Regions from separate parts of the Homo sapiens genome. Here all the other regions are linked to region 3. A link is a contact called in ENCODE Hi-C data. All regions are on one chromosome and are shown on one strand. Each heading gives the region's core, a stretch centred on a gene start or an enhancer-like site at or near the end of the contact. The rest is flanking DNA. Distances are from core to core; before and after follow the strand shown. Region 1 holds the start of LAMTOR3 (late endosomal/lysosomal adaptor, MAPK and MTOR activator 3). Region 2 holds the start of TRMT10A (tRNA methyltransferase 10A). Region 3 holds the start of NFKB1 (nuclear factor kappa B subunit 1).

The links. Hi-C counts contacts between places; a loop is a spot of excess contacts on that map. Pooled maps may share reads with other maps.
Region 1: a pooled map shows a loop between it and region 3 (8-fold over the local background). The contact joins the promoter of LAMTOR3 here to the promoter of NFKB1 in region 3. A Hi-C loop is called at or near these places in 7 of 50 pooled maps.
Region 2: a loop to region 3 is called in a map of psoas muscle, with 6 times the contacts of the local background. The contact joins the promoter of TRMT10A here to the promoter of NFKB1 in region 3. A Hi-C loop is called at or near these places in 3 of 168 maps with a recorded cell type or tissue (naive thymus-derived CD4-positive, alpha-beta T cell, psoas muscle and vagina) and 13 of 50 pooled maps.

The regions. Positions count from the first base shown.
Region 1 is chr4:99,893,043-99,896,550 of GRCh38, reverse strand. It overlaps LAMTOR3 (late endosomal/lysosomal adaptor, MAPK and MTOR activator 3), which reads left to right and starts at 2,124. Exons shown (of 7, transcript NM_021970.4): 1 at 2,124-2,216; 2 at 2,551-2,596. The coding sequence starts at 2,588. It overlaps DNAJB14 (DnaJ heat shock protein family (Hsp40) member B14), which reads left to right. Exons shown (of 8, transcript NM_001031723.4): 8 at 1-303. RefSeq lists a silencer at 1,936-2,025.
Region 2 is chr4:99,562,672-99,566,105 of GRCh38, reverse strand. TRMT10A (tRNA methyltransferase 10A) reads left to right here and starts at 2,067. Exons shown (of 8, transcript NM_001134665.3): 1 at 2,067-2,193. It also overlaps a transcript of MTTP not described here. RefSeq lists enhancers at 1,989-2,048, 2,399-2,528, 1,764-2,963.
Region 3 is chr4:102,499,367-102,502,614 of GRCh38, reverse strand. It overlaps NFKB1 (nuclear factor kappa B subunit 1), which reads right to left and starts at 1,256. Exons shown (of 24, transcript NM_003998.4): 1 at 827-1,256. It overlaps NFKB1-AS1 (NFKB1 antisense RNA 1), which reads left to right and starts at 129. Exons shown (of 5, transcript NR_136202.1): 1 at 129-176. RefSeq lists an enhancer at 577-626 and silencers at 737-1,306, 1,317-1,576.

The DNA of each region.
Region 1 (3,508 bases), core at 875-3,374, 2.6 Mb after region 3:
AAGCTGCAGGTAATTTTTAAGGTTTGATGGAATTATAATGGAAGCCTTGTATAAGTTAAATGAAATTGGTAAAGGAGAGCTTACTTTGTCTATAATGCATTCAGGATTAAAAATTAGATTTCAAAATGAAATGTCTGATTTGTAAAATATTTAATGTTATATCAGACTTACATAAAATTTTCTGTGAGAACTCAAATGCATTTGATTTTTAATGAATGTTCTGAATGAAATATGAATTTTTGTCTTTCAGTCTCTGTAGTTTATCTCAATATATTAATAAAAAGGTCTGTTCTCACTGTAAAATGTTTGTTTTTATCATGTTTTATACTCAATATGGCCACTCTTTCATTCATTCAACTATTCAACAAGTATGTCAATGCTTGCTATATCCCAGGCAGTGAGCTGGGTGCTGGGAATTAATCACTGAATAAGAAAGACAAAAACCTTAAAGAGTTTACATCTAGCAAAGAAAATAAATATCAAGTAAATAATTATAATTATGATAAATTCTACAAAGAAAATTACAGGGTACAATGAAAGCATTTATCTAGAAGACCTAAACTATTCAGTGAGGGTCAGGGAAGGCTTCTCTGAGAGTGAGTTTAAGCCAAAATGCAAAAGATGAGATTAGTAGGATTAAGGTATGCTAGAGAAATATCTCAGGCAGAACGTGCTAAGTTGGTAAAGTGATAAAAATCTTTATGGAAGTGAAAACAAACTTGTATGATCATAGCATAAGGAATCCAGGGTAGGTGAGAGAATTAAGATAGGGGCCAGATCCCCATAAGAATGATATATAAACCATGATGCTGATATTGAACTTTATCCTAAGTCAATAAACTTGATTTTCAAGGAAGGAGTTAAATGATGTGATTTGGGTCTTTAGAACATCATTTTTGTTGCTGTGTGGAGACTGGAGGGCAAAAGAGAATGTAAGAAGAATAGGAGGTTGTTGTCAAAAGAGAGATGATCATGGCTTGGAGTAGGGTAGGAATATAGATAGGTGAATAGTTTTCAAAGATAGGAGGTAGAATCAACAGAACTCTGATTAGATTTGTGACATATGGAAGCAGCAATTGAAAACCAGGCTAAAGTTTTCTGAAAATTTGGCTATGAAAGGGAGTAGAGGAAAAACAGTGTGGTAGCTGAAAGAGGATGCGATTTCTAAAGAAGCTTTTCTTTTGAGGGTCTCGCTCTGTCACACAAGCTGGAGTTCAGTGGGGCGATCACCACTCGATGCAGCCTCAAACCCTGGGCTCAAGGGATCCTCCTGCCTCAGCCTCCCGAGTACCTGGTGCACGCCACGTTCGGATAATTCTTAATTATTATTATTATTTGTAGAGATGGGGTCCTATCTTGCCAGGCTGCTGTGGAACTCCTGGGCTCAAAGGATCGTCCCGCCTCGGACTCCCAAAGTGCTGCGACTACAGGCGTCAGCCACCGCACCCGGAAAGCCTTTTATTTTTTTCAATTATTATTTATTACATGAGACCTTACTAATTTTTAAAAATTCTGATGTAAAAGGGAACATAGAAGGTGCCCGTAATCAGTGTCTGCATGTTAAAAGTAGACGCTTGAAGTGCTCCAGAAAACCCATGGCTCCTCCCCATTCAATCTAGGTAAGGCCTTCAGTAAAGAGCACCCATGGGGAAGTCACAAGAGCCTAGGAAACAGGTCAGAAACCTGTGGACCTGGTACTTCCAATCACAGGCAATCTGGTGCTTGCTCTTCAGCTCATCACACCATCCCCTCAAATTTCTTCATCTACAAGAAAAGGTTTTAAGATAACAGACCCTGCAAAACTAATGACATTTATACACCCTCTCTGCACAAGAATGTCTTGTAACACATAACCTTGCTTGCATTTTCTGGGTTCCTTAGGGTCCAGCGATCTCGTACAAATCTACCCCACAGCTGACTTCCTTCGGCCCGTGACACAAGGCGCAGGCGCAAGACGCGGCCCGCGGTGGGCGGGGGAGGGGCGGGGCGCGTGCGGGGCGGGGGGGAGGGGAGGGGCGCGGCCGCCGGACGCGCCCTCGCAGCTTCCGCCGGGCCCCTCCGGAAATCCCGTATCGTAGGGCGACGGCGGCTTAGAAAGTGCTTCCTGGAGCGCAGACGAGGTCATGAATCATGTGACGGTGGCTTGAGGAGGAACCTGTCTTTAAAGCTGTCCCTGAAGTGACAGCGGAGAGAACCAGGCAGCCCAGAAACCCCAGGTAACTGGCGCTACTTTGCCTGGTTTTGAGGCCTAGTCCCGCAGGTGGCGCGGGTGGTGAGATTAAACAGAAGGAGAGGACCCTCTCTTCTTTTCTTTGGGCCTAGCTCTTTGGGGTGGAGGGGCAGGGATGGGGTGGGCTGAGGTAAGGTGTGCCAGCTGAGTACCTGTGGGGGTGCTGGGGCACTCCGACTCCCACTGGGCTCGCTGGGCCAAGCCCTAGAACCGCGGGGGTTTTACCTGGTTCTGACCAGGGCTGATCTCGCGTATTAAGTTGTGGGTGGGGAGGACGAGGAAGCCAAAGAGGGAAGAGTCACCGGGAGTTTCTCTTCCAGGCGTGGAGATTGATCCTGCGAGAGAAGGGGGTTCATCATGGCGGATGTGAGTGACACCCCTACATAAGAGGAAGGGGAGAGTGGGGAATTTTGAGGGGCATACTGAGCGGGGAGAGGTAGAACTTCCCAAACAGAAATTTGTTTTGATCCTCCCAGCCCCACCCATCCCAGTTAATTATTTTCTCTGATATCTGAAGTGGGAGACTAATATGAATGAATTTGCAGGATCCTGAGTTTCTGCCTCGAATGGGGGTGTAGGACACTAAGGTGCTTGAGACTGAGAAAATTAGGTTCTCCCTACTCCCCAGTCCAGCTGGGGCATAAGAGAGGCTCTGTATATTTACCATTTGAAATTCTGAATGATGGTTTGCTGCTTTTCCTGTCAGAATTTGGTCAGTAGGACATGTACCCACAATACTTTTTTCCAGTAAGTGATAACAATATCTCATTTGGTTTATTGTAGCAATTTACGATGATTTCTAACCCATGCCTCTTTAGAAACATGGTAACGTGTGTGTGTGTGTGTGTAGGAGGATAAAATGATCAGTCGGGTTTGGAGAATAGTAAGTGCTGGATGCTCAAAACAAGAGATACCTGATTAATCCATGTGAGGTCAAAATTGATACCTAAATTGTCAGTGAAATTCCTGGGATAAGAGAGTGTAATGAGACAAAATAAGATAGTCTTCTGGCCAATGCGGTTGCTTAGTCTGTAATCTCAGCACTTTGGGAGGCCGAGATGGAAGGATCACTTGAGGCCGGGAGTTCAAGATCAGCCTGGGCAACATAGCAAGACCCCGTTCTACAAAAAGAAATTTAAAAATCAGCCAGGCGCATTGATACCTCTGTAGTCACAGCTATGCTGGAAGTGAGGCGAGACGATTGCTTGAGCCCAGAAGTTGGAAGTTGCAGTGAGCCCCAGCTTAGAAAAATAAAATAGTCTTCTACTTCTTTAGTCT
Region 2 (3,434 bases), core at 818-3,317, 2.9 Mb after region 3:
GTTTTAGCCAGGGTGGTCTTGATCTCCTGACCTCGTGATCCGCCCGCCTAGGCCTCCCAAAGTGCTGGGATTACAGGCGTGAGCCACCACGCCCGGCCTCAAAACCTATTTTTCTTCCAGTATTCCCTAAATGACCCGGTTAATGTTACTGCATTCCTACAGTTGTCCAAGTTAGAGAAGCCCTTAGGGTTATTATCTCCTCCTTCTTCCTCATTCTATCCACAGCTTTTCAGTCATGTGCAAAACTATGACACGCTTAGGTCTTTGCTTTCACTGTTCCCAATATCTTAAACTTCTTCACTTTTCTGACACCTGTACAACTCCTACTTACTTTCCAAGATGAAACAAAATTATTTAATCTCCAAAACTATGTCCTCTGCCTCAAGGAGCATTTAGTTGCTTCTTTCAAAGTACAAGCATCTCAAGTACATGTTGTATGGTATTTATTTACTGCTGGCTCCCCTATTAGATTAAGGATTCCTTAAGCACAGAGAGCATGATTTCGTCATTTCTGTATCACCAATACTAAGACAAAACGCATAGAACTCGATACATGTGTCAAATAAATAAATACATAAATTTTACAAATCAATGAAAATATTGTTTCACATGATTTCACCGTCTTAAACTTTCTATATGTTTCAATTTTTTGTTAAATTGACTTTTGCTGGTGCTCTTTTGGTGCTTACTTTGGATTAATAATAGAATCATTTTAAATTTTGCACCAAATGACTACAAAGTTAAATGTCTATGTCAAAAGAAAATTTATTGACTTCATTATTAGAATATGAAGTGGTTTTTTTTGCTTTAAAACTTTGTTTAAAATATCTAAGGAGGCCAGGTATTAACTCTGAAAAAACTGTATAATTATTTATAAAACAGATCCCATAGGAGCAACTGAACAGCTGTGGAAAGATTTGGCACATCACTTTGCCAGCCTGAATTTAATGACCTACATGTGAAGGGCTACATATCCAATTACTAATCCTCCCTCAGCTACTCTTTGCCCTCATATGGAGGCAGCTGAAAAAAGATGCCCTACTAACAGATCAGAAGTGGATCCAGACTTTTTTGCCAGTGCTCAGTTAACAAAGATCTTTTAGGTTTGAGATGAGGAAGAAACAGAAGAGGGACTCACAACAGTGTTATAGCTGATACAGTGTTTCAAGTAAAATTTAAGGGCTTATGGCAAGAGTGACTTTAGTTTTGTAACTAAAGTCAAAGAAATTTCGGCTCTTTTAGAGAATCTCAAATTCTGGATTTAATTTTCTATTCACTGAAGCCTTTAAACATGTTCAAATATCTTCAAGGATAATTTACTTCAAAATTCTTTCTATATGAGAAGCCAGTCTTCTATTCAAGATGCAAACCTCATTCTTACCTTCAAATTCTGCAATAATCACCTATTAGAAGTAGAGGAGAAAAAAACTAAATAGAAAATGACAATCTACGGGGTTGTATTTCATTTCTCTCTCAGTTGACATGATCTATATATAGCAAAAGATTATATAAGGTCAAGTATTATAAACAATGAAATGTCATCTGATGTTTTGCAAAACAGCATAGGAAAAATAGCTCAAGGAATGAATAAAGAGTAAAGCTATGGCTGTTTTACTTCAGCCATAAAAAAGCCTTACAGATTCTAAATTTAAATGCATTTTATTGTGAATCTGACTCACTTTTTGAATTTAATTTTCCACTTGAGTTATGTAAAATCATGTGATATGGTAATTTTCTGTATAAATTAAAAATAATATAGGCAAGAGATGTTTTTCTCTCATTTTCAACACAGAAAAATTAGGAGCCTTTCTTCGTTGTTTTGCATTTTTAACAGTGGGACTATCTTAATTCCTTCATCCAATACTCACAAGAATATATGAATGAATACACGTCTGCAGGTACACACTTAATTCTTGAACGGGAAAAAACAGACATCACTGTAACTACCTCCCACTCCCAAAACACTAACTCCAGACCCCGCCCCGCATAAACCCCTCCCCTTTCTTCCATTGCGGGTTCGAAATGGCCGCAGTTCGATGACGTAAGACGCAACCGCCGTAGCCTCCACTGCGTAACTACCGCCCCTGCCTCTGGGAATTGAAGTTTCTGTGGAAGGAAGCGTGAGCCGTAACCAGGCCAACCCAGAAAGGCTTTCTTTCTGAGATTTCACTTCCCTGTCAACTCTTCAGCTCGGTAAGTGTCCTGGCACTGGTTGGCGCTCCCCCGCACTATGGTATTCTCTGGACGCAAAGGGGCGCGTGCCATGCAGCCCCCTACTAGCAACAAGGGCTTCCGGGGGAGAGGGGAGCAGTGGTGTGGAAGTGGTTTCCTGCGGCGCTCTTGCTGAAGGAAATGACGTCGATGACAGGCGCCCCCCGCGGCCTACCCAGCTGCTCCCTGGTTCGCCAGAGACAGCTTAATCCCGTCTCTGAAATGCGTTTGCTGGCTGGGAGCCTAGAAGGGATAGTGGGCGAGGCTCCGCCCCGTGGTGGGGCGCTTTCCGTCGGCGTGTGTTTTGGGGTTGCCATCGGCCCGTAGTATGTGAAAAGTGAGTTTGCAAAGAATCAGTGGGAAATCTGTACTCTAAAGGGCCGGAAAGCGTGTTATGGCCCTGCCACTTCGTGGCTAGAGACCGTGGGCTTTACCTCTTTAAAGCTGCCTTACCTCATTTTTCCTGCAAAGGGCTGACGTCGCTGAACTCTCTGAAATGTAGAGAGCCCGAGGGGAAGTTGCTGCAGGTGCTGTGAGCTGAGGACAGTTTTATAAAGATCGAAGTGTTACTTGATTTCACTGAAATACTTTAAATTTGGGAATTTTTCTACAGATATGAAGAGGATGGCAACACATTACTTGTCACTTTCTGAAAGAATTTCATCTGCCCCTTCCATTCCCAACCCTCTGCCCAAAAGGCTTGACAACTGAAGTGAACAAAGGGCTTTTCGCTCCTCCACGTTTAGTCCGCATGTCTTTTAAAAGGGCATTCCTGGCCGGGCGCGGTGACTCACGTCTGTAATCCCCGCACTTCGGGAGGGCAAGGCGGGTGGATCACCTGAGGTCAGGAGTTCGGGACCAGCCTGACCAACATGGTGAAACCCCGTCTCTACTGAAAATACAAAATTAGCCGGGCGTGGTGGCGCATGCCAGTAATCCCAGCTACTGGGGGGGCTGAGGCAGGAGAACTACTTGAACCCAGAAGGCGGAGGTTGCAATCAGCCGAGATTGCGCCATTGCACTCCAGCCTGGGCAACAAGAGCGAAACTCCGTCTCAAACAAACAAGAAAGGCCGGGCGCAGTGGCTCATGCCTGTAATCCCAGCACTTTGGGAAGCCGAGGCGGGTGGATCACGAGGTCAAGAGATGGAGACCATCCAGGCCAACGTGGTGAAACCCCGTCTCTACTAAAAATAACAAAAATTAGCTGGGCGTGGTAGCGCG
Region 3 (3,248 bases), core at 7-2,506:
GGATAGGCCTTGTTTTTACATTATTTTTGTTTCAGCGGTCATGCATAATGCATGGTGGCACTGTCCAAGAGTTTTACATAATCAAGTCTAAAAAGTGCTCTAAGTATCCAGGTAGGTAATTTATTTTCTCTCTCAAATGCCAGGCCCCGGAGGATCAGAATCAAGTCCTATAGCAGGTGACTATATCGTGTGTGTGTGTGTGTGTGTGTGTGTGTGTGTGTGTGCGCGCGCGCGCGCGCACGGAGGGGGGGAGGGGGGAGAGAGAGAGAGACAGAGAGCGAGCCAGGTTTCTTTTAGAAGTAGGAGAGGGATGAATAGACTCTCCTATTCAATTCTGGGGAGCTGGGGAGGGCTTTCCCAGCCAAGAGGACTGACAAGCACTTCTGCTTTCATTTCATGGAACGCCCTTAGGTGAAATCTGGTTCTGCACTGCACCAACCACCTTCCCTCTCTCCTCCGCGCCGCAGCGCACTCCAACCTTCTCACCATCCCCCAGGTGGGGCTGGGGTTGGGGATTTTAAAAGTTTGTAAGAGTTCCCCTCCGGTTCGCGTTCCCGCCCCGCGGAGGGACGTGAAGAGAAATGACCGCCGGGCGGCCGCGGCCCTTCGGCCGACTAGCCCCTGCGAGGTCCGGATGTGTCTTTCCCCGCTGTCGCTAATCCCATGTGCCTCTCAGCTACTGTCAACCTCCTCCCACGGTCTAGCCCAGCGGTTAGCGCAGGAATGAGGAAGTCCGAGTGGGGCTGGAGGGGGTGCGGAGGGCTGGGCGGCAGGACTTGGGCCACGCGTCCCCTGCCGGGCCCCCACTCGCCCGAGTTTGGCTTACCCGGGTGGCGAGTCCGCGTTCGGCCTCCTGGCGCGGGTGGGCTCTCCCTCCTAAGCGGCGCGGGCCTGCCGGCTGGAGAAGGAAGAGGCGGCGGCAGGCCGGAGCCCGGGCGGGCCCGAGTGCGGGTCGGGGCGAGCGGGAGCGCGGCGGGGCCGGGCCAGGCCAGTCAGCGCCGCGCCATGGCCGCAGCGCGGGCGGAGGGAAGCGCAGGGCGCGCGGTGGCCGGGCGGCGGCGCCGCCTTACTGGCCGGGCGGCTGCGGCCTCGGCGGCGCTGGGCTCCGGGAGCGGGGCCGGTGGCTGCGTGCAGGCCGAGGGCTGCGGCGGCTGGCGGCCCGACCGACGGGAAGGGCAGGGGAAGCTGTCAGCGCGTCGCCGGGCCGCTCCGGTGGCGAAACCTCCTCTTCCTGCCCCGGCTCGCTGGTGCACTTCTCTCTCTTTCTGTCTCGCTCACTCTCTCACTTCCTGGCTGGAAATTCCCACTGACGTCGAGAGAGCATACAGACAGACGGACACACGCGCGCACGCAGCGGGGGCGGGAGGTAGGGTCGCTGCCGGGGGTGGGGGAAGCCCGCACTTCTAGGGGCGCTGTGCGCCCCCGGCCCGGCCTTGCCGCTCGCCTCGGCTCCCGCCCCTCGGGGCCGCTTCGGGGCGCCGGGCGAGGGGCGCGCGTTAGGCGGCCTGGACGCCGCGGCCCCTGCGGGGCTCTGGCTTCCTAGCAGGGCGCTCCCGAATCCCAAGGGCTGGAGCCGGTAGGGAAGCCCCCAGGAAGCGCCTGCCGGGCCCAATCAATGGTCGGGGAACGCAGGCAGCACGGAGGCGGCGGCGGTGGCAGTGCCGCTGATAGAGTCATGCGGTCCATAGCCCCTAAGGGCAGGCCCGAGCAGCTGGAGGGTCGGCATGGATCCAAGCATGCCAGATATAAAAATAAAGCTCATCTGTATATTCCATTTAAGCGTGTCTCAGTTACATTCACATCTCTTCACAGATTAAACTACAATTTCGTTATCATAAACGACTTGTGCCCAGTAAAGTATAACCCTCTACTGGTTTTTGGTGCGGTCTTAAATCTCCTGGTTATAGAGCAGTTACTCAGAATGTTCATCTACAAGGCATTGTTAGGCCTTTATGATAATTACTGTGGATAGAATTATAGTGATGGTGGTAGCAATGGTTTTGGTTCACAGCTCATAAAATACTGATCTGGCAGAGGGGAGTTTTCTTTTTCTCTGAAGAGACCGCTACTGGCACCCACTGACAGGCCTCCCAGTGGCCACCATTCACTGGCATCTGAGCTGCTTTAGTGCTGGGCACTGTATTAGGTACAGGCTGGGGATACCTTCGGGTGGATTACCTCCCCACATAAGAAAGCTTGAGCCGAAATATATATTTTAGAGCTCATTGTTTCACTACTGGGTGGAGTGACAACTGAAAGCTTAGCTTTAAAACATCAGTAATCAGGTCCTCACCAGGCAATATTGCAGTGGCATTTAGATTGCTTATGGCATGTTCATCCTAGTCCTTTCGTGCCCACTCTCCATCCTCCTCCTCCAGTAGGTTATAAAAACCTTCTTGGTGGAGTGTTTTTCTGGAAAAAAAAAATAAACAAAAAAAACCCACACACACAAAAACCCAGCGATCCATTTGATTGCCTATGAGGTGAGTCTCCGAGGCGACCTTGGAGGCCCCAACAGTCGACCTTTAAGTGATCTCATTTAGCTCCGGGAGGCTGAGCAGCTGGAATTTAGAGGATCCATAAAGACTGAACACAATGACTTTTTAAGAAATTCTGTGAGCCGGGTGCGGTGGCTCACACCTGTAATCCCAGCACTTTGGGAGGCCAAGGCGGGTGGATCCCCTGAGGTCAGGAGTTTGAGACCAGCCTGACCAATATGGTGAAACCCCATCTCTACTAACAATACAAAAAAATTAGCCGGGCGTGGTGGCGGGCGCCTGTAATCCCAGCTACTCCAGAGGCTGAGGCAGGAGAATCGCTTGAACCCTGGAGGCAGAGGTTGCAGTGAGCCAAGATTGCGCCACTGCACTCCAGCCTGGGCGAGACAGAGCGATACTCTGAGAAAGAAAGAAAGAGAGAGGGAGGGAGAGAGGGAGGGAGGGAGGGAGGTGTGAGCATACACACTCTACTTTTCATTCTGCAAGGGGTGGCAGCCCCATTACCAAAAGATAGATAAATACAATTGTTATAAGAGTAGAGCCAGTGTGACATATTTGGGAGTAAAAAATGAAGAGCGTTAATTACTGAAAAGGATTAAATCAAACTCCAAACTCAAAATGATTCCATAAAATGAACTTAAAATTCAGGGTAGGGTGTTGAGCAGGCATATTTTCCTGGGGCTGCTGTAAAAATTTACCACCGACTGAACAGCTTACAACGGGAATTTATTCTGTCACAGTCCTGGAGCC